2 separate regions of the Homo sapiens genome follow, and region 1 is linked to region 2. A link is a loop called in an ENCODE intact Hi-C map of the cell type or tissue named here. Cell type or tissue: B cell. All regions are shown on one strand. Each heading gives the region's core, and the rest is flanking DNA. Links, peaks and the distances in the headings are about the cores only. Region 1 overlaps ZNF608 (zinc finger protein 608). Region 2 has its middle 160 kb from the start of ZNF608.

Region 1 (2,816 bases), core at 41-2,540, 200 kb before region 2:
AGCAACACAGCAAGACCCCCATCCCTATAAAAAAGTATTTAAAAATTAGCCAGGCATGGTGGCATGCGAGTAGTCCCAGATACTCGAGAGGCTGAGGTGGGAGGAACAACTGAGCCCAAGAATTCAAGGCAGCAGTGAGCTATGATCATGCCATGGCGCTACAGCCTGGGCAACAAAGCAAGCCCCTGTCCCTTAAAAACAACAACAACAGCAACAACAAATGCACTTTTCAGCCGCCTAATATTGATGACATATCCTATCACAACAGCTTCTAGACTAAATCCTTATTTCAACATAACTCCATCTATAGATATATTTGCATGCAGAAACACACACACACCCCTCTCTCTCTCTCTCATATTTATGTAATTTCCAAGTTCAAATTTCTATGGAATCTGGATGCCTTGAGGGGAGAAGCCAGAGTACTCTGGGCCTACTTGTAAGTTAATTGTGTTTGTTACCATTAACACAATTCAAATGTAACATGAAAGTTGAACTGATATTTATAGCAAGAACTTTTGAGTCCAGTTCAACATGTTTTAAAATGAGAAAGCTAAGGTTCAGAGAGTTTGACTATAAATATACACTTAATCATAAATAGCACTCCGATGTGATAATAGTCTTTAGACTATTTAAGGCTTTTAAGGCTTAAACCTGACAGTTACTATTGTTTTGAGGTTCACATCTTTGACTTGCACAAGTGAATTTCTTCGTTTCTTCACTGTAGTATCGGCTTCTCATGGTGGCTCAGAACTGCCACTCCCATAGGTACCAGACCAGCACTACCAGTGAGAGGAGAACCAAATGAGAGGAGAATCGCAGTTTCTCCCCATTCACTGTGAGATGTCGGGATTGGGGAGGAGGTGGAGCACAAAGTCTCCCCGTGTGGTCTACCATAGGCCCCTCTTCCTTAGAGGTCGCCAGCAAGAACAGGATTTGCAGGTGGGGATTACAGCCACTCCCAGAGGTGTTTTTATTTGGCAGGTATGTTACTTTTTAAAACATTCCAGTTTTTTTTAGCAACACTTTAATAAATTAGGAAAGAATTTAAATTTCTCCTATTTCGTAAAATAATTATTGGATTATGTGCTCTCCTGGGCCCACATTCCTCATGGCATCAACTGACAGAACTGAGCTTCACTGCAGCCTTGCCACGTGACTTGCCCAACCAGAGAATGCTGGAGTTTGTGCTTCCACCCTCTGCCTGAAACAATCACAGAATGTCGCCTAGCCCAACCTACTCAGTCGAGAGAAAACTGTGGCCCATATTTGTACAAGTGTAATAAGCTGTCTCTAGTGGCAGCCTAGGTACACATAAAACGATGGCATCCCACAAGCAGAAAATTGACAGGAGTTCAACATACACTGGGAAACAGAAGAAGGGTGGAAGGGAAGTAATTCAAAGAGTGTGGCCAATTCTTTCTGCTAGGTAAGAATTTCCCCCCAAAAGGTTTCAGTTCTCTTGTGTATCTCAGTGTCAAACGTGAAGTCACATGTATCATATGTAAAGGAGGATTTTAAAGCATTTTCAGTAGTTATTTTTGCCTTATACAAAAGATCAACTCCACTGCACCCTGGTTTCTCAGGTCAGTGATCCATACACTGAACCATAATTTCTTCAGCCAATGAAGGTCATTAAGGCAGAGGGTGGCAACAGTTTCCACAAGGACTCCCTCCAGTGAGGAGGCAGCATACCAGGACTTGAACCTCTGGTTCTGTTAGCAGACAGAATTGGGTTCAAATGCTGACCCTGTCAGTACTTGCTGTGTGGAACCCTGAGCAAGTTACCGCGCTTCTCTTCTCTAAGACTCAGTGTCTAGTTCTAAGAAATGGGAGTAATAATAACAATTACCCCCACAAGCGTTGCAGTGAAGACTCAGTGAGATAATCCGTGCAAAGTGAATGCTCAGCATAGTGCTTAGGTCAGTAAACACTGGCTTAAAAGTCCCTGGTCTGATATTATAGTTCCCTAACCCTGCACCCAACCTTCCAAAGCTCCTTTTTATATCCTACTATATTTAACATAAATCTATAATCCCCTCCAAATGCATGGTTAAGTGCAATTAAAGTATGTTAAAAATACAAGAAAGGGGGCTTAACCTTGAGAAGCTCAGCCTGGGGAAATACTGCTTCTTTCATACACTGACATCTGGCAGCAGTCAACTGGCTTAACCCACCTCCATTTTACAATTTTATGGCAATGATGGGATCACCATGAAGGCCCTGATGAGTCCCGTACTACTACAGAATCTCCTCCTCCTAATCTCTAGTTGCAGCTTTTTCTCATGCACTGCTGCCCTAACAGTCAGCTCACCTCAACTCTTATCACACATCCACCCAATAATTACTACACACCTGCCATTTGCCAGGCACCGTGCAACCTGCTAGAACAAGAGTGGCCCAAACAGACCAGGTCCCTGCCCTTCTGGACTGACTGTGTAGTGGGCAAGACTGTGACACTGGTCAGATAATCATACAAATATAGCAAAATTACAAGGATAATTGTAGAACTACAACCAAAGGAACTTTCATGGTGGCCTGAGAGCAAAAAGTAGCGTGTTAATGGAAGACAGGGTGGGGCAGGGATCTGTCTTCACTGGGGGTTGGAATCCAGCTCTACTGTTAGCTACAAAACCTTAAGCAAGTAGTTTGATCGCTCTGGGGAATCAGTGCCTTCATCTGTAAAACGGAAATAACATCTGGCTCATGTGACTACTACAGAAGATCATACAAATAACTTTAGCTCAGGGCCTGGTAGAAGGTAGCACTCAATAAACAGGGGCTATTGCTATTGTCAATATTAGTATCATTATTAC
Region 2 (2,816 bases), core at 244-2,743:
TCCCTCACTGGCAAGGTAACAAGTCAACATCTTTACAGTAACCAGAGTGTGGGACCATTTATAAAGTACACAGATTCTCATAGTGGGAAGGTGAAATTACTTGTAGAGAAAAATACAAAAACATAATTTTTTCCACACACTCATTTGCATTTATAGCAAGGGAAGATTTTCCCCCATCCCTTACCCCCACCACACCACATCAACACACATACACAGACACACATACTTTGACTAAATATCCAAAGTGATTTTTAGCAACTTACAATGTATAGATTTAGTAAACAACAATTACAAACAATGAATTTATTTCCTTCATTTCTTTTTAGTACATTCCAGACTTTGTTTTTAATCTTTAATTATTGCTCCCTTAAGAAAAGTGATCCCACATTTCATTTACATATTGTGCCATTTCTCAGTAAATATAAGGGAATCTTGCCGTACAAGTCTATTGCTTTTCTTTTCATTGGTCTTTCTTAAACCAAGCAACATGAATTCTAATTATTTTATCCACTAAGAAATGAGAAATTTAAATCAATGCCTTTAAACATAGGACTACATGAGGCTTTTAGATCATTAGACGAAACTAAATGCAATACTTAAATAACTGAGTTTACAGATACTGCCAGAATTTTACTGCTACCATTTCTATTCGCTTTTGCTGTTTTTAAAAATAATAATACCAGGGTGTTTGGTGAAGTATAGATGACCCTTAGTGTACCTGAGTCAGTGTCAAATATCCAGTTTTCTCTGGAGCTTCTTGTGTGGTCACCTATAATTGCTATTCAAAGACCCACAGGACAAGCTTCCATGTCCAAAATGTACTCATTCTACAATTTGACCCTTCAAGGTGCTATAAAAACATAAATATATTTCTTTAGAGAAACTCTCTGCTGCAGCATGGTCCTTTGAAACCGTCCAATTTGCTCTGTGATTCCTGCTGAGATATGCATTACATCATGGTCTATTTTTAGCTTGTTACATTAATCAAAACCTATCCCACTTATTAAACAGCTTCCTGCAGCTCAGGCATTTGAAATGCAGAGTGCCAGCAAGCAGCTGCCAAACACCATGAAGGAAAGAGGTGGGCTAGGTTGGAGTAATGTACAAATTGAATTTCAAGTGACTGAGCAGCCTCTTTATCTCTTGGTGACACAACCAGGGGCTGTAGCGGTGTTCTTAAAGGAAATGAAACCCAGAGCCATGGTTCACTCATGGGGTGGTTACCATGGCCCTGCCCAGCAGTCTTTCCGGAACTGCTGATGAGTGTGACCTTTGCAAAAATGCACAAAGCCTTGATTTCTGCATGGTTAACCTTTACAAGCCAGAACCCCTCTGTGAAACCTACCCACACCAGAGGGAAGCTTCAGAATCAAAACAGACACATACACATTTTATGAAAGAGCAACTACAAATACACACATGCACACACATATTCTCAGAGGATGAAGACATTGAACGCATTTTCAATTATTCTCTCAACTGTGTTTTTTCAAGCATTTACATTTGTCTTCCTCTGGAGCAAGAAAGTGCCAGTACTCGGTGCAGTGTCAACCCTGTACTTAAACTCATTTGCTGCACTTCAGAATGGCCTTGATCGGAATTGGTAGTGGGAATGGAAATTACATATTTTCAGGATTTGCTAAGAGTCACCTAGACCATTTGCTCACAGTTAAATAATGACCCAGTGTGCATGGTGAGAAGGAGTGGATATTAAATTAATAGCCTCGATTTCCACCACTGATCAAACCAGGAAAACCATTTTGATTTGATAGTGTATCTCAAACGTGTTCTTTATTCCAAATGTATTGAATGTTCACTGTAAGGGTAGGAAGCTCAGAGCATTATGAAGGTGACTATAGCAATATTCTTTACCTGTTATAATGACAAATTAAACTTTTTTCCCATGGCTTCTTCCTGTTTTTAATAGCATTTTGTTTTCAAGCAAATCTAATTTTTCTCATTATTAATATATTGATTCACATAGCATTCATTATTTAAAAAGCTATTTACACAAGCTAACCTAGTCCTTTTTTAATATCTAGTTCTAGTAATATAGTAGTATATCTTTTATATACTACTCTCATATGATTTGCCTAGCAAGGCTGTGATGTAATTAGAACAGGTTGTTATTATTATTGATGAAAATACTAAAGTCCTAAGAGATTAAAGAGCATGTCAAAGGTCAACACAGCAAATCACTAGTAACCCTGGAAGGCTAACCTCTCTTTTCTGTAATTTCTCTGAATAATGAGGGATATGGCAATAGGGATATGGGGAAACCAGTGATTTCAAAAGACACTTTGATTCACCTTTATAGAGTCTCAATCTACAACTTTCTGTTTACCATACTCGCTTAAAAATCCTTGTCAAAGTGCAGGAAACCCCTGATCTGCAAATACCCAGCTTAGAAATGATCCAGCCATCCAGACATCAGCCTCCTTGCTGTCTTTTTACTGTCAACTGATCAACTGTGGGGAAATGATGTGGGCGGGAGGTGGCGGACAAACTTCAAGAGACACAGTTTAGAAGCCAGTGGAGAAAAAAGTGGGAGAGAGGGTTCACCACAGAAGAATAAAGAAAGAGCAGATAATCTCTAAATACATTCACTTTTTGATTCATTTAGTCATCCACGTGGGGTTAGGCTGTAAAGTTGCCACAAGACAGTGAAATTCACAAACCCCTTTTTAGTTCTGGTGCTTGAGGCACTGTGCTAAGTGCTGGGAATACAGATCCAAGATCTGTCTACAAATAATTCTAAGCGAAGACGGGGTGTGAAGAATTGTATGGGAAAAGTACAAGGCAAATTAGAACACCAC

Evidence for each region. A loop is a pair of places that touch in the nucleus more often than their neighbours do. Peaks named below come from ENCODE experiments on the same cell type or tissue, not always from the same donor. Only the 100,000 strongest peaks of a DNase experiment are listed, where the experiment ranks them.
Region 1: it touches region 2 in a loop (10-fold over the local background); 2 of 110 quality-filtered maps call a loop at or near these places.

The regions. Positions count from the first base shown.
Region 1 is chr5:124,703,576-124,706,391 of GRCh38, forward strand. The region is part of intron 2 of ZNF608 (zinc finger protein 608); the gene reads right to left. Among named protein-coding and RNA genes, the nearest start is that of ZNF608, 42 kb to the right of the region's middle. In B cell, for the core only: no CTCF peak of the experiment used is centred there; a DNase peak (open chromatin) is centred at 1,456; H3K4me3 peaks cover 1,442 bases; H3K27ac peaks cover 1,086 bases; H3K27me3 peaks cover 333 bases.
Region 2 is chr5:124,901,267-124,904,082 of GRCh38, forward strand. No RefSeq gene overlaps it. Among named protein-coding and RNA genes, the nearest start is that of ZNF608, 160 kb to the left of the region's middle. In B cell, for the core only: no CTCF peak of the experiment used is centred there; a DNase peak (open chromatin) is centred at 1,215; H3K4me3 peaks cover 872 bases; H3K27ac peaks cover 1,417 bases.